2 separate regions of the Homo sapiens genome follow, and region 2 is linked to region 1. Evidence: read pairs that join two places in POLR2A ChIA-PET (ENCODE). Cell type or tissue: K562. All regions are shown on one strand. Links, peaks and the distances in the headings refer to the core of each region. The heading gives the core; the rest is flanking DNA.

What was found. Peaks named below come from ENCODE experiments on the same cell type or tissue, not always from the same donor. Only the 100,000 strongest peaks of a DNase experiment are listed, where the experiment ranks them.
Region 2: POLR2A ChIA-PET joins it to region 1 with 5 read pairs; 2 of 35 experiments call an interaction of 5 or more read pairs at or near these places.

The regions. Positions count from the first base shown.
Region 1 is chr19:28,516,464-28,529,073 of GRCh38, forward strand. It overlaps the pseudogene LOC100420587. Among named protein-coding and RNA genes, the nearest start is that of ERVE-5, 84 kb to the right of the region's middle. RefSeq lists a silencer at 9,619-9,913. In K562, for the core only: no CTCF peak of the experiment used is centred there; a DNase peak (open chromatin) is centred at 6,278; H3K4me3 peaks cover 955 bases.
Region 2 is chr19:28,385,758-28,398,367 of GRCh38, forward strand. No RefSeq gene overlaps it. Among named protein-coding and RNA genes, the nearest start is that of ERVE-5, 210 kb to the right of the region's middle. RefSeq lists a silencer at 5,283-5,519. In K562, for the core only: no CTCF peak of the experiment used is centred there; no DNase peak of the experiment used is centred there.

The DNA.
Region 1 (12,610 bases), core at 3,686-8,685:
TCTGCTATACAATGCAGCCCCTGTGGTTAAAAATAATTTAAAGGGTAGATTTCATATTAAGCGTTCTTACCACAAAAGTGGGTGGAAACACAAGGCAACTCTGAGAAGTGATGGAGATGTTTATTACCTTGACTGTGGTGAGGGTAGCATGATATAGACACATGTCCAAACTCACTGAAGTGTATGCATTAATTATGTGCAGTTTTTTGATACACCAATTATACCTCAATAAAGCTGGGACAAAAAATTTGCTTACACTAAAATTACAAAGTAAATAGAAATAAATGTCAGTGAGAGTACTAAAGGTAGTTACTTTTTTTGGTCACTTTTATTCTTTTAGTATTTTAGAAATTACATCTTATGTCTAGTCTTCTAATGGTTGGCCTTAAAATTATTTCTTTAAATGACGAAGTATATGGATGTCACCAAAGCCATATTTGATGCCAATTTTGGTCACATTTGCATTTATTAGCACACATGAAAGACCAAAAATAGAATAAGAATTATACTCAAGAAGGTAAATGTAAATACATCCTTAAAAAGTAGAAATTTAATAAAAATACAGCAGAAATCAGAAAATTCTTTTAAATGAATACTAACTCATAACCAAATGTGTCATCCTGAGAATGTAAGAACATGGCAACATTAGGAAATTTATGCAAAAAAAAATACACTATATAGAAAAGGGGATGCCACGTGGTCAGCTCAAGAGGCAGAAACACATTCTGTTCCCCCCCTCCCCCAATATTTTATTATCCAGGAAAAAATTTAAACTTTCTTAACTTGATAAAAGGTAGCTTTCAAAACCTACAATAAATAACATACTTAGAGTGGCAGCATTAGAAATCTATTAAACCCAATATACAGTAACTATCATCTTAACTATCCAGCATTATTCCAGAGGTCCTGGAAAACTCCAGAAAATGAAAACAAGAAATTCTATTAATATTCAAAAGGAAGGCAGGCTGGGCGCGGTGGCTCATGCCTGTAATTCTAGCATTTTGGGAGGCTGAGGCAGGCGGATCACTTGCGGTCAGGAGTTTGAGACCAGCCTGGCCAACATGGTGAAACCTCATTTCTACTAAAAAAAAAATACAAAAAAACTTAGCCGGGCATGGTGGCACGCACCTGTAATCCCAGCTACTCAGGAGGCTGAGGCAGGAGAATTGCTTGAACCCGAGAGGTGGAGGTTGCAGTGAGCCAAGATTGTCCCACTGCACTCCAGCCTGGGTGACAGAGCGAGACGCTGTCTCAAAAAAAAAAAAAAAAAAAAAAAGAAAAAAAATATGTATTCAATAGGAAGAAATAAAACCTAATCTACTGATTATAAACATGATTGTTTATACAAAAAATAATCAGCTAAAAATTGTTAGAATCTATGAGTTTAGTAAGGTGGCCAAATAAAACAACATTCCCAAACCAATAGGTTTCCTGCACACCAGTAGTAATCAATTAGAAAAAGTTGAATTTCAGTATTTATAGTTTTCTAGGAATTAGTCTATTTCTTCTAAGTTGTAGACATTATGAATATAGCATCATCCTTTTCATGACTGAAGGATCTGTAGAGATATTTCCTGCTTTATCTGGACATTGGTGATCTGTGTCTTTTTTTCTATTGTGTCAGCCTTGAAAAAGATAAAAAGAAATTGACCAGGAGATTTGTCAATTTTACTGATTTTTTTTAAAAAGAACTGCCTTTTAAATTTTATTGATGTTCTCTCATTGTTCACCTGTTTTCAATTTTATAATTGAAAACATCTTTAAAAAGCAGAAATGTATGGTATCTTTCTCATTTCTATCTGTTTGCTTTGAGTTTACGTTGTTCTTCTTTTTCTAGGTTTTTCGTGGAAAGCCTCTGAAACGTCTACCTGGAGCTCTCTGTGTAGTTGTATGGATACCTCCCCAGGTGTGCCTCTCTGAGAGGACAGGTCTGCCTTGAGCTATAAACATGGCATTTGTCGGCCAGGCGCAGTGGCTCAAGCCTGTAATCCCAGCACTTTGGGAGGCCAAGGCGGGTGGATCACAAGGTCAGCAGTTTGAGACCAGCCTGACCAACATGGTGAAACCCCATCTCTACTAAAAATACAAAAAAATTAGCTGGGCGTGGTGGCGGGCACCTGTAGTCCCAGCTACTCGGGAGGCTGAGGCAGGAAGAATGGCGTGAACCCCAGAGGTGGAGCTTGCAGTGAGCTGAGATTGCACCACCGCACTCCAGCCTGGGCAACAGAGCGAGACTCCGTCTCAGAGAAAAAAAAAAAAAAGGAAAAACAACCCTGGCATTTGTCAGCATGCATGCTGTTGAAAGCTGTGGGATTAGATGAGGTGATAAGGTGCAATTGTGTAGGCAGGGCCCAGGACAAAGCTGCAGTGTTTTAAGGTCTGGAGAAGAAAATCCAGCAAAGGGGACTGAGGGATGGCAGGAGCGAGGAGGAAGAGAATCAGTCAGAAATAATGTCACTTTGGGAGGCAAGGCGGGCAGATCACCTGAAGTCAGGAGTTTGAGACCAGCCTCGCCAACATGATGAAACCCCATCTCTACTAAAAATACAAAAATTAGCCAGGTGTGGTGGCAGGTGCCTATAATCCCAGCTACTCGTGAGGCTGAGGTGGGAGAATCACTTGAACCTGGGAGGCGGAGGTTGCAGCGAGCCAAGTTTGCACCATTGCACTCCAGCCTGGGCGACAGAGTGAGACTCCATCTCAAAAAAAGAGAGGAAAAAAAAAGGTCAAAAGAGCAGCACTTTTCAGAAGGAAAACATGGACAACTGTGCCATGCTGATGAGAGATCAAACAAGATGAAGTCCTAAATGGTTCACTGGAAGCAGCAACGTGGAAGCCCCTGGTGACTTTGACATGAGCAGTTTCACTGGAGTGTGGCAGACAGAATCTGACTGAGGAGCTGGGGGTCAGGGCGGGAGGGGGTGCTCAGCAGGCAAGGGTGTCACATTTGTTAATGAAGACGGTGTCACATTTGTTAATGAAGATGTTCTCTCCTTTGAATGAGATGATGCATTTAGTGTGTAACAGTGTCCGGCTCACAGTCGGGCCTTGCTAACACTTTGCTTTCACTCACTTCCTTATCTTTCATTCACTGACCAGAAAGGTTAATGGTGGCTGTTCCTCTTTTGAAAAGCGGATTGGGAACACCAGCATAGCTATTTTGACACTGGGATTTCTGTTAGAAAAGTAGATGTGACTTATTCCCTTTGGGTGGAACTCCTTTTCTAGAAAGGGAGGCAACACACATGTTGGGTAAATCTCAGTTTCTAGAGTCAGGCTGCCATAAGTTAAATCTCAGTTCCGCCCCCGAGACATGTAGCTATGGGGATTTTACATGAACTCCCGAGTCTCAGTTTTCTCACCATCAACCATTCATCAGAATAGTGCCTACCTCACCAATGCACACCTTAAGCACCTGGCGCCTCTGTTAGCTACCATTTAAGTTGAGAATTTCCCTGTGAGGTTTTTTCAGAGGAGGTTCCTTCTACAATAAACCACCAAGTACTTGGTCCCCTTTTGCAGAAATCCATCCACACCATGTGTAAACACAGGGGCTGGGAACTTGCATGGTAAACCAGGTCAGCCAAACACGGATTAACAATGCCAGGCCCATTTCACCTGCAAAGTATCAGCGACTCTTCAATCGGCAGGTCCCCAGCTGCCTTGCAGCACAGCCAGGGCCTAGCATAGCGCTGCCTCCTTCCCTTTCACTTGTCCTCAGGAATCCCCGGAGATCCAGGGTGAGGCTCCTTTAGTCTAATGAGAAGGAGGCATTCTGACTTTTTAGGTTATTTTCTCTTCCCAGCCCCTGGCAGATGGAAAAAGAAAACAAAACAAAACAAAACAAAAAAACAAACAAAAAAAACCCCGCCACAATAATTGCTGCTTGCATGAATGACCTCAATACGGGAAGAGTGCTGAGCGCCTAAGTCCTTGCACTGCTGCCAGGCCTGGCGTCATCATGATTAACACAGCAATCACCGGCCAGGGAGCCGGGCCGCTCTGCCTACCAGACACCCTGACTGGGTGACTTACGGCTTTATATTTTTAAATTGGCCTCTCTAGCACCGTCTGATAAATCAACACACAAGTCATTAAATGGTTCATTATCCCAGTAATATGATTCATTCTTTGTGCCAAGAAATGCAGGAGATGTCAGGAAACTTAAAAATATCTCATTTGAAGCCATGAGTGCCCATCTACATAACAGATTAACTGGATGAGAGAGAGTGGTTGGACATGGAGGTCAAAGAGAAGACTCAGCAGGTGGTGGTCTTACCTGCAGCAGTCCTTTACCTCCTGCTGAAAAATGTAAGTCACACTCTCACTAGGCAGGCTCTGTGCTGGCCACACTTTCTCCCTCATAGGCTCAGAAGGCGGTCATGCTGGCTGCAGGCACCTGCTAGAGAATTCACAGCCGAGGGCACTCAGCTAGGGTCATTCCTATAGGAAGAACACCAAGTCCAGAAGATGACGGGGCCATGTGCTATGGAAGAAAGAGCACTCGGTCCCAGTTCTGCCACCAGGTCTGAAACTCTGGGTACATTGCTTGAAATGAAATCACAATACTTTGTTGTCATCATCTGTCAAACAAGAAAGTCATTCTCCACATTTTTTCAAGTTCTTTCTAGCTCTAAGATTCTATGACTCTAGTGTGTTGGAGGAGAAGAGAGGAAGGCAGAGTTGAGAGCTTGGTCAGAGCTGAGTTCCAATGTATCTGATATGTGGATTATGTAGGAGACTCTTCCACCAAATCTACATACACTATTTTGCATGAAGGTTGCTAATTTATGTTGATTGTGTCAGTGATGGCTCCTTTAGTAGAAAGAAGAAAAAAAATCTAAATGAAACTGGCTTAAGCACTAAGGACATTTATTTGTTTGTGTATTCTGCAACCTCTGAATGTTTGCTTTGGTCTCCATTACAACACCTGGGACTAGAAGAGTCCCTAGACTCATGGAACTTAATTCTAGTTGGGGAAATAGATAATAAACAAAACATATGTAACTATATTATCTAATGTCAGGTAATGACAAATGCAATGAAGACAAACAAACAGGACAGGTGAATAGAGAGATCCTTTTTTACACAGAATGGTGATGGAAGGTCTCTTTAAGGCAATTAATAGCTGATACAATGTTGGTAAATAAAGGTATGACAAGAAGACTATGAGACCTTCAGAGAAGATTCCTGCCAGGAAGCACGACTACCAAGAGCACAGATATGTGGTTAAGCATACCAGGCGAACCCAGTGAACTAGATTTCTGTGGAGGATGGAAGGAACCAGCATGGTCCACCCTGTTGGGGAGCTCAGAATGGAGCTGACAGTGTTGGCTGAGAAGTTTGGAAGGGTTCCTATGACAGGGCCACATGTTGCTGTAACCAAGAGCTCAGCATCTGCCAAGGACTCAAGTGAATCTTCAGGCAGATTTCTACAGCCCCCACTTGCTCAGCTCCCTCTTCTCCAGTGGCCTCCCTCACAAACTCCAACAGTCCACAACCCTGATCTCTAAATACTCGGCTTAGTGAGATCAATGCTTTTGTTGAGTTTCTACCTCTCTGCATTTCAGAAAAAAACCCCAAAAAAACAAACAAAAAAAACGGCCCAAGAAAGAAAGCTGGGACCCCCTTTTTAGAGGCACGTGAACCAGAACAACTCCATCTTGAATAGGAGCTGGGTAAAATAAGGCTGAAACCTACTGGGCTTCATTCCCAGATGGTTACGGCATTCTAAGTCACAGGATGAGATAAGAGGTCGGCACAAGATACAGGTAATAAAGACCTTGCTGATAAAACAGGTTTCAGTAAGGAAGCCGGCTAAATCCTCCCAAAACCAAGATGGCCACAAGAGTGACTCTGGCCATCCTCACTGCTACACTCCCACCAGCAACATGACAGTTTACAAATACCATGGCAACGTTGGGAAGTTACCTTATATGGTCTAAAAAGGGGATGCAGGAATAATCCACCCCTTCTTTAGCATATCATCAAGAAATAACCATAAACATGGGCAACCAGCAGCCCTCAGGGCTGCTCTGTCTATGGAGTAGCCATTCTTTTATTGCTTTACTTTCTTAATAAACTTGCTTTCACTTTGCACTGCAGACTCAACCTAAATTCTTTCTTGCGTGAGATCCAAGAACCCTCTCTTGGGGTCTGGATTGGGACCCGTTTCCTGTAACATATTTCTCCGTCCTGCAACATATTTCTGGCCACCATGAACGTATGATACTGAGAAAACCCCCCCGACTTGGAGGAAATGGACTGCGGCACTGATTGGATGACTTCGGGTAAGTGGGTGGGGCACCCAAGTAAAGAATGGGATTGGGTTAGAGGCCCAACTTAGGGGAGTTAGTCTCTCCTAAGACAGAGTGGGTTAGAAGCCCCTCTTAATAAAAGGCAGAATGCTTGACGGACCTTGGGTTAGAGGCCCAACTTAGGAGGGTTAGAGTCCCTTCTAAGATGTATGGGGTTAGAGGCCCCTCTCAGTAAAGTCCCTCTTGGCTAAAACCAGGTTTGGCACCGCAGGTTATGCTCTTTGTATTAATCTGCCTCGTACTGTTTGCTGACGGCTGTGTGTGGGTGACAGGGTTAGGCATGTACAGGATTGTGGGACATGGGGAGCTTTTTCCTCCCTAAAAGGGGAAACTTGAGCACTAATAGGATTGCTGGAAAAGATCCATTGGCTACTGACAAGCAGCCGCCTGAACTTTTCAGTGTCGCTGCAATGGGTGGGTCTTTCTCTGGCCTCCCCAAGCATTTCTCGCCTTCCCCACCCTGCCCCAGGCAATGCTTTTCTCTCTCTCCTTTCCCTTTCCCATCTGTTCTGTTACTCAGGGTGACCATCTTGCCCAGAGACCACGTGTTGAAACTCCAATTTGGAGGCTGGATTAAAGGTGACGGGGTCCACCCATCTGGGGGCAAATTTAAGCCCTGCCAGTTTGACATTGCATGCTAAGCAGAGTGGCTAATGTCTATGTTTTATCACATGTATTTTGCTCTGGCCAGAACGAAAACAATAATTTTCCTTTATGATGCAGCTTGGCCCCCAGGGCGATGGTGCCGCAAGCTGGATTACTAGGGGCGCTCAGGGAAAGGGAATCCAGAAGCCTGGCACGCCAGCAAAAGGGCAAGAATTTCTTACCAGTCAGATTTCTGGCTTCTCTCTGTGCAAACAGTTGATGTATGGAAAAAAAACAAAATCAGTATTTATCTCCTCTGTAAAGTTTTGATTAATGCGAAAAAGAATTCTAAGGCTAGTCTTAACCTAGTGTGTTTGGTGCTATGAATTTGTTTTTCTGTGTCAAGGGGTACTTCAGGATAAAACACAGGCTTAGAACACCTGTCAGTCCGCTTTTCAAGATGACCCAGCAGCTGGTCATAACAAACTTGGCTGCAGGTCCCTGAAACAAACAAACAGACAAAAAAACTGGATGAAGTCTCCACCTTGTTTTATGTCCTTGGGAGCTTGACGTTTTAATCACGTGGTGATACCTTTTCTTGGTCTCTTCCTTGTCCCTTCCAGGGACAGGAATTTTAGGGTTCATGTAATAGCTCTAAAAAATCATACTGAATAAAATCATATTAAATAAAAGTCTTTGCAAACTCAAAATTAACTACTCTAGACTCCTTCTGGGAAAGAAAATGGAGACTGCCCCTTGCTGTAGCTCAGTAGCTAGGGTTTTGCACTTTCGCAGTGGTGGTCCGGGTTCAATTTTTCATGTAGGAAGTTATTTCTGGTTTAGTATCTGTGTGACCTTGTCTATTCTCTTGTGCTTCGCAGACTGTCTTAAATTTTCCTTTCTCTAAGGACATGGGAGGTTACCTGTGGTAAAGTTCAAAAGCTAGAAATATCAGCTATTTGGCATTAGAAATTTTAAAAGGACATTATTAAAGAGTGCTACGGTTAAAATCAATTTAATTAAAAGCAGATAGATTCCTCTCAAAATCAAAGGCTATTTTGTTTTGCATTGTTATCGACAGTTTTGAGTTTTGGGGGTATCAGAAATTACTTTACATTATGAGAGAGCTTTGGTGTGTAATAACTATGTAGGAAATATACTTTAAGGGATGGCTAATAGTAGTTATGGAAGGATACTTGACTCTTTGCACACTTGGATCAGAGAAGCATGCTCTTGGCCACCTGAAAGATGATTAAACATCCCCACCCCACACTGGGGGACGAGACTCCCATAAGGGATAGTCTAATTACAAAATAGGCTGATTGGCTTTGGGTTGCCTTGCAATGAAATGCAGGAGAGAAGCACTGCATTGTCTTCTCCCGAAATATTTCCCTCCTTTTGGGGATCCAGGAACCGGTATAAAATGACACTCTTAATTTGGGGGATCTGTCTTTGCCTTCAGCTGCTTATTTGGCCCTAGAAATGCATGCTTTCCTGGCCCTGTTCCTCCAAGGGCTCCACCCTGAAGCCAGTAATCCAGTTAAGAAAGGTGGTTCACACCTGTAATCCTAGTACTTTGGGAGGCCCAGGCAGGTTGATCACGAGGTCAGGAGTTCGAGATCAGACTGGCCAATATGCTTAAACCTGTCTCTACTAAAAATACAAAATTTAGCCGGGCATGGTGGTGGGTGTCTGTAATCCCAGCTACTCAGGAGGCTGAGGCAGGAGAATCACTTGAACCTGGGAGGCGGAGGTTGCAGTGTGATGAGATTGCCCCATTGCACCACAGCCTGGGCAATAGCGTGAGACTCCATCTCAAAAAAAGAAGGAAGGAAGGAAGGAAGGAAGGAAGGAAGGAAGGAAGGAAAGAAGGAAGGATGGAAGGGAGAAAATGGCAAATGAAAAATCTTACAAGTGCTGAATCTTCTGTCTGTGGATTTATATATGTTGCATGTTTATAGATAAAAGAGCTCTAATTAACTGGCTTAGAAAAATAGGCACTTAAATATTTTGTCAGAAAAACAGGAACTTTAATGCCTTTTTGTTCATGTGACTTTAGTAATCTTTTGGAAATAATGACAGTTCTAAAAATTATTAGTAAAATAAAATGTCTTTAAAAATGTAGACATTTGGTCTAAATTAACGTCAAATATCAGATTTGCTAAATGCTTTAAGGTCAAATTGTTTTTCTGACTTTTGAAAATTGTTCAATTTGGCTGGGCCCAGTGGCTCACGCCTGTAATCCCAGCACTTTGGGAGGCTGAGGCAGGTGGATCATCTGAGGTCAGGAGTTCGAGACCAGCCTGACCAACATGGTGAAACCCTGTCTCTACTAAGAATACAAAAATTAGCTGGGCCTGGTGGCAGGTGCCTGTAATCTCAGCTACTTGGGAGGCTGAGGCAGGAGAATCGCTTGAACCCGGGAGGTGGAGGTTGTGGTGAGTGGAGATTGCACCATTGCATTTCAGCCTGGGTGACAGAGCAAGGTTCCAACTCAAAAAAAATATAAATAAATAAATAAAAGAAAAAAGAAAAATGTTCAATTTACCTACTTTAAAGTCATTAGCTTCTAGATAAGGGCTGGGACATGTGGAATTAGCCATACTCCCTAGCTATACAAACAAGATTATAAAGAAAGAGATTTTACATAAGAAGGGATCTCACATGGTAAATTCTTGTCCTAAAGTAAAATAACTGGTTGTTTAAAAGGAGGGATGTTTAAGGCAAGTCAGAAAGTCCAAGAATGACTCAGATGGTCTGTGTAAGTCGTGAAAGGAACTGTGAAAGGGAATTTATGCAAGAAATGTACAATCCAAAGGTTCTTAGGCCTCCTAAATCCTTCATAAAATGCCACTATGACTCTTACTTAAGTAAGAGTAAGGCCTGGGGACATTTGGAATTAGCCACACTCCCTAGCTGTGCTAGAGAGTCAGCTCTTATCTGCACTTTTGCCTGGTGTGTCCTAGGCAGGCTACACACTAGTACACAATTAAAATCTCGAATTTACCAAGGTTTTCACCAAAAATAAAAGTTGCTAAGAGTTAACATTATAACATGTAATTAAGACTACTGAAGAAACAGTTTTACATGCAAGGTGTGTAAGAAAAGCAAAATGTGTTTTTGGTTAAAAAAAAAAAAAGATTATAAGAAGTCATGGGAATGTGGTTTTTTTTCTGCCTAAAATGTTAAAGGATTGTTTTAAGTAAGAAAAAAAAATTTTTTTAAACTAGTTGTGGAAGGTTTATAAAAATTAATTGTAAGAGATTCTGTGTTTGAACATATTGGCTAAAGTTAAAGGAATATTATTCACTAAACATTGGAATAAAAGCACAATGGGTTTTTCTGCTCTTTCACAAAAAATGTAAAGAGTTATAAAAGGTTTATAAGAATCTTTCCTTATGGTTAAACATTAAAATTGGGTAAATATGTCTATAAGGTTTTATATAAAAATTGGATTTAACATTAATAGTACATTAAAATAAAGGTAAAATTTGGCTTAATTGATGTAAAATTCATACAGGAAGCATTATCAAATGTAAAATGGTGTTTTTCTTTCTTTAGATATTTGCATAAATGTGTTATTGGCATATGTTCCAAAGTTATGGAAAACTTCTATAATTCTAATATAACTTAGTGTATGTTATTAATAATTATAATTGTTATGTAAAATTCTGTGTACCACATAGGTAACCAAATTTCCTGATCAATTATGGCTTTAATGGTGGCTGTCCTCAAACTTTTTATCATCCACAGGCAATTGCTGTCTTGTTTTAATCCCCTTTAAAAGATGGTTTGTAATCAACTATAAAACCCTGGCAGGTGTTAAATACAAGTTTTTCTAATAACTTTGGAAATTGTAATATTAAAATAAAGAAAACAACATTCAAAACTCTCATAAAAAGCTAAAATGTTTACAAATATCAAATACAACAGAAATTAACAGAACCAATAGGAAACTGAAGTAATCTTTTCAACTTTGCTTAAAACACTGCTAATCCTTTGTTTTGTTTTTCAGAGTCAAAAAAAAAACTTTTTTAAGCTATTTACAGCTTATAACAATTGAGTAAAGTATACTGCTGTGAAAAAAAAATGGAAACATATTTTTCTCTACCTAATTTTTCCAAAATTTAGGAACTAGTTGTAAGTATGCTTAACTTATGGCAATATAATTATTTGTATAAGTGCAATAAAAATCTGTTTTCTTTTGTAACAAGACACAATTGAAGAAACTGGTCATTTTACCAAGGCTTTAACTGGAATGGTGTGTTTTCCCTTAAGAAATTAAACTTAACTTGTAGAGCCAATAAAAGCCTCATGGGAAACTGGCCTCATACCTTGCCTACAACAGTGCCTGTACAGGGTTTCTGACCTGTGGTAAGTAAAGAATGCCACTTTCTAACAGGTCCAGAAGCCACAAGTTATCTTGGGACCTCAAGAGGAAAGAAATTTACCAAACTCATAGGTATTTGATGGTACAAACCCATGGATAAGCTTGGCCTTAAAAGCCTTATCTAAAATTCCTTCTATGGAACAGAATTCCATCAAAGCCAATTTAAAAAGAACCTATGTGAAAAATAATTATTCTTGCTGCACTTTATACAAATAATCAGGCCAAGTATAATAAAGCAAATTGGTCTTACCATAATTTGCATTTAGCAAAAATGGGAAACTGGAGAGAGAAATATTTTGTTTCAAAAACTATGGTATACTTGTTATTAAATTCTAGTCTCATCAGTCATTTTGAAGTTTGTTTCTGCAATAAGCAGGCTAACTCTTCTTCTTCCGGTGAACCAACCAGTGATGTCTGACTGTTGCTCAGAAGAAACAAGAGGGATGGGCAATGTAAAAATCTGGATTAGTATTCTAATTCTGGGCACATTACAATCAGCTAGCAACCCCATACCAGCTTAGTTCCAACAGTTGCCCAATTCATGAAAAGCCTTCTAATTTAGTTTACTTGGAATAACTTTACTTATTTTGCTTCACTCTTGTGGAATATATTGCTGTTATACTCTGTGTAGGAATATAAAAAAAGCTTACTAAATGTTTTCTTAAACACTTATTAATCTTCCAGATATCACCTCTTGTCAAAACTCAAGAGTCATAAATGGCCCTCACCATACTGATGTTTTCTAACTGAGCTCCTCTCTACCCTGAACACAATAGACCCTAACAGGCAGAAATATCATCACCCCTATTCAGCCTGAAGAAGTTACAGAAAATGAATCTTCATACCTCTGCGACCCTTAGGATTAAGGGTTCTCTTATAAAAGGGAAGGGGGAAATGTCAGAGGTTTGTGAACCAGAACAACTCCATCTTGAATAGGAGCTGGGTAAAATGAGACTGAAACCTACTGGGCTGCATTCCCAGATGGTTAAGGCATTCTAAGTCACAGGATGAGACAGGAGGTCGGCACAAAGTACAGGTCATAAAGACCTTGCCTATAAAACAGATTGCAGTAAAGAAGACGGCTAAATCCTACCAAAACCAAGATGGCCACAAGAGTGACCTCTGGTCGTCCTCACTACTACACTCCCATCAGCGCTAAGACAGCTTACAAATGCCATGGCAACATCAGGAAGTTACCCTATGTGGTCTAAAAAGGGAAGGCATGAATAATCCACCCCTTATTTAGCATACCATCAAGAAATAACCATAAAAATGGGCAGCTAGCAGCCCTCAGGGCTGCTCTGTCTATGTACTCGTA
Region 2 (12,610 bases), core at 4,363-9,362, 130 kb before region 1:
GCAATGAGAACACTGGGAAAAAATACCAAAATAACTCTTCCAGAACTCTAAAAATTAACTGAAGACCTGCAAAAATGTGAGCCATGTTTATTCAAGAACAGCAGGTGAGTCTTGGTAGGTCGGTGAGCTTTGTGGTTCTGACTTGTCCCATATCACCCCTCCCTGGCCCGCAGCAGCCTTCAAAACCAGAAACCCCACAACCATGTTTGTTCCCAAAACCAGCAGTCTTGTAGCAACTGGAGAGTCCCAGTTTAGGGAGCTGCAAAAAGCCCCAACCCCAGAGAACTGACCCTATTTCATCTGTTGGGCAGCACCTTGGAAAAGCCCCATGCACAGGTCTTGTTATCATCTCACCTGATCCAGAAACTCCTCAGGGAAAGTCTTCAGCCAGGGTGGGTGTGGAAAATGGTAAGTGACAGTTGTTTAACCTCACAGCTGCCTGAGAAAGTGATAGCAGTTGCAGCATGTAAAAGACTGTGCAGAAAACGTAACAGGAAGTCTTGAAAAAGAGATGTTTACAGGGGACTTCAAACACTCTGAGATATTCCTGTGACCCCACAGGTCGTGGGCATGAGCAAGGCTCTGGCCCACCCAGGAAAAGACCTGAGAAGCCCCAATCTCTCACTTCTGGCGGACCTCAAGTTCCTGCACCAACAGGCAGCAAAGGCTGAAGCTGAGCTCTAAACTGCCAGAGTGCTGGAGGCATCAAACCCTGACACAGAGAGAGCCCTCAGAAAGGTGTAGAAGATTCACTGGAGACATCACACCCAACACAGAGGAGAGAGAACCCTCGGCGAGGTGTAGAAGACTCACTGGAGACATCATACCCAACACAGAGGAGAGAGAGCCCTTGGTGAGGTGTAGAAGGCTCACTGGAGGCATCACACCCCAACACAGAGACAGAGAGCTCTCGGTGAGGTGTAGAAGGCTCACCGGAAGCATCAGACCCCAACACAGAGAGAGAGAGAGCCCTCAGCAAGGTGAAGAAGGCTCACTGGAGATATCACACCCCAACACAGAGACAGAGAGAGCCCTCGGTGAGGTGTATAAGGCTCATTGGAGGCATCACACCCCATCACAGAGGAGAGCGAGCCCTTGGCAAAGTGTAGAACACTCACTGGAGACATCACACCCTGACACAGAAAGACAGAGAGAGAGCCCTCGGCAAGGTGTAGAAGGCTCACTAGAGGCACGACACCCCAACATAGAGGGAGAGCACCTTTGGCAAGGTGCAGAAGGCTCACTGGAGGCATCCCACCCCAACACAGAGAGTGAGAGCCCTCAGCGAGGTATACAAGGCCCACTGGAGTCATCACATCCCAAAACAGACAAAGCTCTTGGCAAGGTGTGGAAGGCTCACTGGAGTCATCACACCCAAACACAGAGAGAAAGCTCTCAGTGAGGTGTAGAAGGCTCACTGGACACAGAGAGAGAGAGAGAGAGAGCCCTCAGCGAGGTATACAAGGCCCACTGGAGTCATCACATCCCAAAACAGACAAAGCTCTTGGCAAGGTGTGGAAGGCTCACTGGAGTCATCACACCCAAACACAGAGAGAAAGCTCTCAGTGAGGTGTAGAAGGCTCACTGGACACAGAGAGAGAGAGAGAGAGAGCCCTCGGCAAGGTGTGGAAGGCTCACTGGTTCAAGACATCCAAGGGATTTGTTCAATCATTTGCTGACCACTGAGCCAACCAAGCATAGATGTCAATGGTTTCACTGTATTTTACAAGAAACAAGGACCTCACAAAGTTAGTCCAGAAAAGTCACTAAACAGCAAATAGCAACAACAGATCCTAGGGAGAGGGAGTGACTCGTTTCCAAAGCTTTCAAGTTATATTATTTTAAATGTCCAATTTTTAACAAAAACTTCTGAAAGATGCTAAGAAACAAGAAAGTATGATACACACACACACACGCACACATGCATACACACATGCACACACACGTGCACACACATGCACACACATGCACACACACATACACACACATGCACACAGTCATCAGAAACTGTTTGAGGGACCCCAGATGTTGTCTTTACTAGAAAGACTGTAATCGGCTTTTACAAGTATGTAAAGTATGAAAACAATGAACACCAAATGGAGAATATTAATAAAGAGATATACAATACTTAAAACACTAATGGAAACTCTGAAGGTGAAAGAAACAATATTTTTTAAAAAAATCAATGGAGATCAAACAGCAGATTTTAGTTTAAAAAAAAGAATCAGAAAACTTGAAGATGCATTAATTGAGATTGTTCAGTCAAGAAAGAGAAAAAAGAACTATGAAACATGAACAGAGCTTCAGAGACCTGTAGGGCACCATCGTGCAAGCCAAATAAACATGAGTCACAGGAGGAGAGGAGACAAGAGAAAGAAGCTAAAATAGCTTTGCAAAAAGAATGGTCAAAAACCTCCCATATTTGGTGGAAATCATTAAGCACTGTGAAATTCAAAAAACTCCTAATAGAATAAATTCAAAATGGGCCAAACCCAGACACATTATAGTCAAACTGGCAAAATATGGAGTGCAGAAATAGGCAATCAGAGCTGGTCATTTAGTATATAGTATAAGCGGCATTTCAATTCACTGAGGAAAACTGCATTGTTGTTAATACAGTTGGGCCATCAGGTTAGTAATTTAGAAAACCTAATATGTATCTCCCTAGGTTCATCTGCATCATCACAAATGACATAATTTCCTTCTTTTTAAGGCTGTATAGTATTCCATTGTGTGTATATGCCACATTTTGTTTATACATTCATCCACTGTTGGACACTTAGGTTGATTCCATACATTGACTATTTTGAATAACGTTGAAATGAAAAAGGCAGTGCAGATATCTCTCAGGCATATCCATTTCAATTCATTTGGATATGTACTCAGGAGTGGGAGATACAGTGTGGATATTTGTCTTCTCCAAATCTCATGTTGAAATGTGATCCCCAATGTTGGAGGTGGGGGCTGGTGGGAGATGTTTGGGGCGAATCCCTCATGAACAGCTTGGGGCCCTCCCCACAGTAATGCATGAGTTCTGGCTCTATTAGTTCACATGACCTGGTTGTGTAAAAGAGTGTGGCGCCTCCCACGCTGCTCCATCTCCCACCATGTGACACCCAGCTCCCCTTTCCCTCTGCCATGACTGAAAGCTTCCTGAGGTTCTGAGCAGAAGCAGATGCTGGTGCCCTGCTTGCACAGCCTGCCTAGCCATGAGCCTCAGGTATTTCTTTATACCAATGTGAAACAGACGAACACAGTATATTGCTGGCTCAATTATATTGTTAATTTTTTGAGGAAACTTCATACTATTGTCCAAAATGGCCGTAATAATTGACATTCCCACCAATGGTATGTCAGTGTTTCTTTATCTCCACTTCCTGGCCAGCACTTACCTTTCATCATCTGAATCATAGCCATTCTAACAGGTGTTGAGGTTACAGCACAAGTTGTAAATCTCTCACTGAGGTTTTCATTTTCATTATGTGATGGTTAGAGGGGTTGAGCATTTTTTCATACATTTGTTGGCTATTTGTGTGCTTTCTCTTGAGAAATGCCTGTTCATTTCATTCGTCCATTCTTTCAGCAACTTATGTGTTTTCTTGCTATTATTTGAATTTCTTACATATTTTTGACAATAGCCCCTTATCAGATGTATAATTGAAAAATATTTTCTTCCAACTCATGGATTGTCTCTTTACTCTGTAGATTGTTTCTTTGTTATACAGAAGGAGGACATAAGTGAAGTAAGCCAAGCACAGAAAGACAAATACTGTATTACTGCACTCATATATTGAATCAAAGAAAGTCAATCTCATAGAAACAGCAGGTAGAAACGTGGTTACCAAGGCTGGGAGAAGGGAGAAGGAAGGGGAAAGGGGAGATGTCGATCAAAGGGGAAAGGGGAGATGTCGATCAAAGGGTACAAAGTTTCAGTTACACTGCAGGCATAAGTGTTTGTCATCTACTGCACTGCACAATGACCACAGTTAAGACTAATGTATATATACAGATATATATTTTTTGAGACAGGGTCTCACTTTGTCACCCAGGCTGGAGTGCAGTGGCATAAACATGGCTCACTGTAGCCTCAACCTCCCAGGCTCAAGTGATCCTTCCACTTGAGCCCTCACAAGTAGCTGGGGCTACAGGCACATGCTCTACCAACTTAATTTTTTTATTTTTTGTACAGAGTGGGTTTCACCATGTTGCCCATGCTGGTCTTGAACTCCTGAGCTCAAAGGATCTGCCTGCCTCGTCCTCCCAAGTTGCTGGGATTACAAGCGTGAGCCACTGTGCCTGGCCAATCATGTATATTTTAAAATCGCAAAAAGAATAGATTTGTGACATTCTCTCTACAGGAAATATGATAAGTTGTTGAGGTGATGGATATGTTGATTAGCTTGTTTTAATCTTTACACGATGTATCCAAACATCACATTGTACCACATAAAAAATACAATTATTGTCTGTCAATTTAAAAATAAATAAATAAGCCAGTTAAATAAATAAGGATATAACCAAATAATGGAATTCATAAAAGTTATATGATTAATTTACAGCCACCATAAAGATATGACACATATGTATTAAATATATTCTCTGTGCCAGGTCCTATTCTAACATGGCGCTAAAGATATAGCAGTAAAAAAAACAAAATTCCTGCCTTCTTGGAGCCTGTATTTTAACGGAGGGTGACAGACAATAAACACATAAATAATTGGAATGCATAAAATGTCAGATGGTGGCAGCTGTGATGGGGAATGATACCGCAGGAAAGAGGACTGAGGAGTCTGAGGAGCTGAAAGAAGGGAGGGTTGAAATTTCATATAAGGTGGTTGGAGAAGGCTCCAATGAGAGGATGATGTGTGAGCAAAGACCCAGTGGAGGTGATGAGCTAACAAGTTATGTCAATAACTGCAGGGAAAGAATCCAAGGCAGTGCTAAGGTCTTAGGTAGGGTGGCAGTATGCTTGGTGTGTTTGAGGAATGTCAAGGAGGCCAGGTGGCTAGAGGGAGTAAGGGGAACAGAAGAGTGGGGGCCAGATAGGCAGGAGCTTACAGGCCATGACAGGGATATTGGCTTTCACTTTATTATTACTATTTTTTTAAGACAGAGTCTCACCCTGTATCCCAAGCCAAAGTGCAGTGGTGCAATCTCAGCTCACTGCAATCTCCACCTCCTGGACTCCAGCAATTCTCAGGCCTCAGCCTCCCCAGTAGCTGGGACTACAGGTGTGCGCCACCACACTCGGCTAATTTTTTTGTATTGTAGTAGAGACAGGGTTTCACCATGTTGCCCAGGGTGGTCTCCAACTCCTGAGCTCAGGCAATCCGCCCCACTCAGCCTCCCAAGGTGCTGGAATTACAAGCATGAGCCATTGCGCCAGGTGGCTTTCACTTTAATTGAGATAAAGCCATGAGAGAGTTTTGAGCCAAGAAGTGGCATGATGTGATAATAAAATGTAAACTTCAAAAGTTGATACATTTCAAAAAAAAATCTGCTGGAATTATTTATTTTTTCCAAAATAAACTTTCTAAATGATGAAAGATTTAAATACAAAAAAGAAACCATAAAAGCACTAGAAAAAAACATAAGGGAGTGTATTTATTGTCTGAGAAAAAAAGACATTAGTTTTCACATCAAAACTAAAAATGAGGAAGAAAAATGCTGACAAATTTGATTATGTTATAAATTTTAAATTTCTGAATAGCAAAAATCAAAATTAAAAAAAGAGAGAGCTGTAAAATATTTACAGACGCATAGAAGCCTTACTACACAAACGTGTTTGCAAATCAAAAACAAAAGGCATTAACAGAAGAGAGAATAAAATAGCCAAAACCAAAAATTATGGTGAATGGCACGCACATTGGAAGATATAAAATTAAAACACAATCCAATGCTATGTTTCATATATCAGATTATGTTTTACCTTCTTTAAATCTGTCATTGTAAACAAAGATATGGTAACTAAAGTCAACCTGAAAGGAAGAAGCTGGGGTGCAAAATAATATTTATTTATATGAGATGGAATTTCACTCTTGTCGCCTAGGCTGGAGTGCAATGGCGTGATCTTGGTTCACTGCAACCTCCACCTCCTGGGTTCAAGCGATTCTCCTGCCTCAGCCTCCCGAGTAGCTGGGATTACAGGCACCTGCCACCACACCAGGCTGATTTTTGTATTTTTAGTAGAGATGGGGTTTCACCAGGTTGGACAGGCTGGTCTCAAGTCCCTTACCTCAGGTGATTCACACACCTTGGCCTCCCAAAATGCTGGGATTATGGGCGTGGGTCACAGCACCCCGCCCCAAAATAGTATTTAAAGAATTTACTGGAGCCAACGTGAGGACACCTGCCCGGGACACACTTCCCAGGTGCCTTGGGGAGTGTTTGGTCTGCCTCTTTCACAAGGTTTTTGAAGTCAAGGGGAACAGGGGGTGGGCTGGTACAAAGTTGTTTGACAGGAGTTCTCACTGGTTTAGAGAGATAACATTAATTAGAGATTGACTCTACATTGTTGACCTATAGGGTATGAGTTAAGGTGTCCTCCTAGGGCATTTTATGGCTATGGGGTGTCAGTTAGTTTAGAGCCCATAGAGGAAGTGGCTTCAAGAGATAATTACTTAGCTCCAGGGGTGATGGCTGTTGCATTTTAAATTCCTCTCTGGGTCTAAACATTTAAAGGGGCTCACATTTCTCACATAAAATGGTTTTTTGTTTTGTTTTGTTTTTTTGTTTCTTTCTCACTAAAGGCATCCCTGAACAGCAATTTGGCTGGATCTGTTAATATTTTAAAGTTTATCCTTTGGCCTAGCATTCCCATCTATAGCTATTTCACCCCGTAGAAACACCAAGTGCAAAAATATGCCAGGCTGGCCAGCCACAGTGGCTCACGCCTGTAATCCCAGCACTTTGGGAGGCCGAGGCAGGCAGATCACCTGGGGTCAGGAGTTTGAGACCAGCCTGGCTAATAAGGTGAAACACTATCTCTACTAAAAATACAAAAATTAGCTGGGCTTGATGGTGGGTGCCTGTAATCTCAGCACTTTGGGAAGCCGAGGTGGGCAGATCACTTGAGGTCAGTAGTTGGAGACCAGCCTGGCCAATATGGTGAAACCTCATCTCTACGAAAACGACAAAAATTAGCCCGGCCTGGTGGCACCCACTTGTAATCCCAGCTATTCGGGAGGCTGAGGCAGGAGAATCACTTGAACCTGGGGGGCGGAGGTTGCAGTGAGCCGAGATTGCGCCACTGCACTCCAGCCTGGGCTACAGAGTGAGATTATGTCTCAAAAAAAAAAAAAAAAAAAAAAAGAAAAAAAAAAAGCCCAGGCATGGTGGTGAGCACCCATAGCCCCAGCTCCTCAGAGGAGGCTGAGGTTGGAGGATTGCTTGAGCCCAGGAGTGTGAATCAAGCTGGGCAACATAGCAAGACCCCATCTCTAAAATAAACAAATTAATTACTTAACTAATTAATTAAATATATATCCAATTGGATGTTTATTGCAGTGAAGTAATAGTAAAACAATTAGAAAAATCTAAATACCCATCAACAGATTTTGATCAACTTATCTGTGAATGATGATAATATTTAATATTAGGGTACCTATATTTAAAATCATATAAACCTTAAATATGTTACCTCAGTGACTGTGTCATAGAATACAAATATAAAAGCTTTTTTTACTACCTTTTAAACTTTATGTTGAGGCCTCATCTCTAGAATCCAGAATATACAAAATGTTGCTAAGAGATTAAAGGCAACTGCCAACCTTAAAGAATGAAGTTCAGAAGATATGATTAAGGGTGGAGTTTATTTGGGCACACAGCTTGAGGATGCCCGTCTGGGAGACGCCGACCCCAAATGAATAGGGAGAGCTGGTGTTTGTTTCACTTCTAAAGCCAGAGACAGAAACATCGGTGAGATCAGGACACTTTCCACAGGATAACAGGGCAGAGCTGGAGCAAACTGATCAGTCACATATTGTTCCATTCCAAGGAAGATGACTCCACTCCAGGAAGAGGGTTAGTGACCTAAGGGGGTCTTGACACTGTTGGGTTATAATTATTTACGAGCAGAAAAAAGCGGAAGCCGCAGCTGCATTCCACGTGACTCTGCTGCATAGCCATGTTCCTCACAAGGCTCAGAATAAGGTAAAATTCCAATAACTTTAAGTTTAAATTATTTTAAGTTTGAATTATGTGATATCACAAAACCAAAATACTTCACCCCAAAATATGTGTCTTAGGCATATTCTGAGCTGGCTGTTCAGAGGGCCTGCAAACACAAGGAGCCCTGCAAAGCTGTCTTTTGTGGGGCAGATTTGCACCTGCAGAGGAAATAAAGGGAAGTAAACAACAGATGTGAAAGGCTTTCTCCGAAGTCCTCCTTGTCAAGGTCCAGGAAAGATTAACTGAGAGGCTGACACCTTTAAAGGTCTTGCAGAGAAACATTTACCAGAAGCTGCCACCCACCCCCTTTGAGGGCTGCCACCTGAGAGGCTCCAGCTGTGTACCAAGACTGCCTCTGCTAACCAGGCCTCTTCTCCTCTTCTCTCTCTCCCGTATCCTTTTTGCCATGATCCAAGCCCCTATTTTCTGTATATTCAAGAGGGCTAAAAGCATCAACCATCTTGACATTTGTTTGAGTCTTTATATTTTGTATGACTCCCAAGCCCATATGAATGCTAATAAAATGTTTACACCTTTTTCCCCTGGTAATCTGTGCATTACATTTATCTTACAGACTCAAATTACCAAAACTTCAGGAACAAAGTTAAATGTTCCTTCAAAATATAAGACTAGGAAATCAGAGTTGGGAGAGAAATTAGAGTTCATCTATCCTCTCACCTCCTTTTTCATATGGAAATTTATGACTCAGAGAGGGGGAGTAACTTTCTTAAAATCATGCAGCAAAAGACAAGGTACAAGATCTCAAGTTTTCTGACTTCCAGTTAAGCATTTTGCTCCCAGAATTTTCTCAGACTCCAGAAAATGATAAGCCCTTGCAGGGCTGGTCCTTTGTCTCATCTCCCTTTTCTCCTCTATGATCCACACAGTGCAATGCACAGAGCAGAGCCTCAACGAGCAGGTGACAGAAGGAAATTTAATCAGTGGTTAAAGTTAAGCACTTGGCTGAGCCTCACCAGTGGGTGTGCTTGGTCTGTCAGCACACAGGACTTCCCCTTATGGCTCCTCTGCCCTGATGCCATGAAAAACAGATCAGGTCCCATAAATCGTGAGGAGTACATCCCCTCAGCAAGGTGACTGGAGTCACACGGTTCACTCCTTCAGAGCAAAGATCTTCCCGTCTCATAAAGCAAATTCCATAAGGGGCCTTAAGAAGACTTTGTATGTAATTTGCTGAACCTTAAGCCCAACATTTGAACTATTTTCCATGGAGACCTGTCTGTTACGCGCCTGGTGCGGAGCACTGCCTGGATTTCAGAAATCCACCCCGGTCCTGTGCTTTCTCACCAGAGCAAGACCCAGCCTGGAGGCTCCATGACTCCTGATGCCATTTTTCTCTCTCATTCTCTAAGAAACAGATCCTGAAACAAAAATTCATGAATAAAAAATGTATCTGGGCCCAGGCGCAATGGCTCACACCTGTAATCCCAGCACTTCGGGAGGCCAAGGCAGGTGGATTGCTTGAGGTCAGGAGTTCAAGACGAGCCTTACCAAAATGGTGAAATCCTGCCTCTACTAAAAATACAAAAATTAGCTGGGTGTGGTGGCAGGCGCCTGTAATCTCAGAACCCAGGAGGCAGAGGTTGCAGTGAGCTGAGATCGCACCACTGTACCCCAGCCTGAGCAACAGAGCAAGACTCTGTCTCAGAAAAAAAAAAAAAAGTATCTGGAAGGTGATCCCAGGAAACACAGGTAAGGGAATAGAAGAGTGAGATGGGGCCAGGTGCAGTGGCTCATGCCTGTAATCCCAAAGCTTTGGGAGGCTGAGGTGGGAGGATTGCTTGAGCCAAGAATTCGAGACCATCCTGGACAACATAGAAAGACCCCATCTCTACAAAAAAAAAATTCTAAAAAAATTAGCCAGGTGGTGGTGCACACCTGTAGTCCCAGCTACATGGGAGATCGAGGTGGAAGGACTGCTTGAGCACAAGAGTTTGTGCCAAGAGCTATGATTGTGCCACTGAACTCCAGCCTGGGAAACAGAGTGAGACCCTGTCTCTTAAAAAAAAAAAAAAAGTGAATAGAAAGGCTGGGTGTGATGGCTCACGCCTGTACTCCCAGCACTTTGAGAGGCTGAAGTGGCAGATCACTTAAGCCCAGGAGTTGGAGACAAGCCTGGGCAACATAGTGAGATTCCATCTGGACAGAAAATTAAAAAAAAAATAGCCCTGTGTGGTGGCATGCAGCTGTAGTCCCAGCTGCTTGAGAGGCTGAAGTGGGTGGATCACTTGAGCCTGGAAAGGTCAAGGCCACAGTGAGCTACAGTCATGCCACTGCACTCCAGCCTGGGTGACAGCTAGACCCTCTCTCAAAAAATAGTCATCATAATGAATAAGAGGATTGCAGGAGGTAACAGTAAAGGATGGATTATCAAGCTAATTACCAATGTGGGCAACTGGAACTTGATCCTTCTGAGGCAGGAGGTGCAACCTGACTCCAGAAGCGGGACTAGGACGCCAGAACAAACTGAGGACTGTCTGAAACAGGAACTGCGCAGATGTAGCTTTCCATAAGACACGCCCACTAGTGAGCCGCGTCAGTTTACTGTTGCCATGGCAACACTGGGACGTTACAGTCCCTTTCCATGGCAATGATCTGATGACCCTGAAGTTACCACCCTCATCCTAGAGATGTCTGCATAGAGATGTCCTTTAATTTGCATATAATTACAGGTGGGATAAACGTGGCTGCAGAACTGTCCTGAGCTGCTCCTCCAGGCACACAGCCTGTGGGGTGGCTCCGCTCTGCGAGGAGCAGTCCCCCTGCTGCTGCACACAGCCGCTTCAAGAAAAGTTGCTGTCCAACACCACCGGCTCGCCCTCAAATTCTTTGCTGGGAGAAGCCAAGAATTCTCCCAGGATAAGCTCCAATTTGGGGCTCACCTGCCCTGCATCACTTCTGGGCATAGAACACACTCTTTGGAGTTAGCTCCCATGAGGACAGAGGGGCTGGGACATTTGTACTGACTCAAGGCAGCCTCCCATCATGGGCTGTCCATGGAGGCAGGGAAGATTATCTTGTTTATCAGATCTTCCAACGTGCAACAAAAAGATCCCGGGGTAGTTGGAAGTCTACACTACACTACACTACAGTGATAAGACCCAGGGAGGGATGAGTGAGGCACAGACATTATCTTTTAAATATATTTTGTCTGTAAAGTGATACTTAAATTTTAGTTAAGAGGAGAGACTGAATGAGAAACTATTGAAATCTTAGGACAGGGCTTTAAAGACTTAGCTCAAGTCCCCACCCAAGATTGTATTTGTTGCCCAAAACTGCCCACCTACCCATCCATTGACTTCCTTGCATCTCTCAATGCAAAGAGAGACTTAAAAACTGTTTCAGGTTAATCGGAAGTAAAATATTTTGGCTTAGCAAAATCACTGTGGATGGAAATTGGAGCAACCCCATGAGAGCGCGTGCCTGAGCTCAGAGCTGCCATGTGCACTTTATTGGCGCTGGGAGGAGGTAACTGAAGCGGAGAGGTTCCTCACTGATGGTGGGGAAATCGGCTTTAACAGCTAAGGCAGGAATTAGTCACCCGGGGACTATCTGGGCATGCTCCGTGAAAGAGGCCATCTGTGGCTGTTTATGAGGATGTGTTTGTGAAAAGCGCCTGGCAGGCTCTGCAAGAGGGTTCTGGCGCCACTTCTGAGTTTCCTTTTCCTCCCTAGCCCACCATGCCTTGTGACAAGAGCGCTCTCCCTGGCCATTGCTCAGCCAAGGGGTGGGCATGAACTATCCCATGTTTCAAGGTGGCACCTCCACCTCTAGGGCTCTCTCAGTCTTGGCCTGGAAGAGCTGTCAAAGGAAAATGGGGCCCTGAAGGAAAAGGAGGAGAACCTGACAATTCCGAGTTAAGAGCAAGGAGAAAACAATAAATTTACAAACCATATTAGTGGTTCGTAACTCACTTTGTGACGCCTGCTTTGGTCCACGTGAAGATGAGGGAGAGGCATGCTCATGGGGTGGCTCTTAGTGCTCTGAATGGGTAGAGGAAAATTGTGGCCACAGGGCCGCAGGGCACAGGCCTTGGCTGATCTGATTTTCCACCATCCCCCATTACATTGTTCTGCATTGAGACACTCCCTTTTGGAGAGTGGTCATACACTCGATTTGAAAGAAAATCTTGATGGAGAGGAGGCAGTCATGTGGTTCATGAACTGCTCAGGCAGCAGCAAATCTGGGCTTCCAATTCCAGTACATATTTGCCTGATGTCTGTGTCTCAGACACCTCATAAAACATTATCTGGGGGTCAGGGAGCGGACGAAGCCAGGGTGGGCAGACTCTGGCATCCAGTGTGACTGCTGGACCCTCCTATCCCCAGCCAGACACATTTTCACAGCAGCAGAAGGTCATCAGGAGATAATGAAGGAAACAACAGAACAAACAAGGAAACGTGAGACCTTGCTCCTCAGAGAC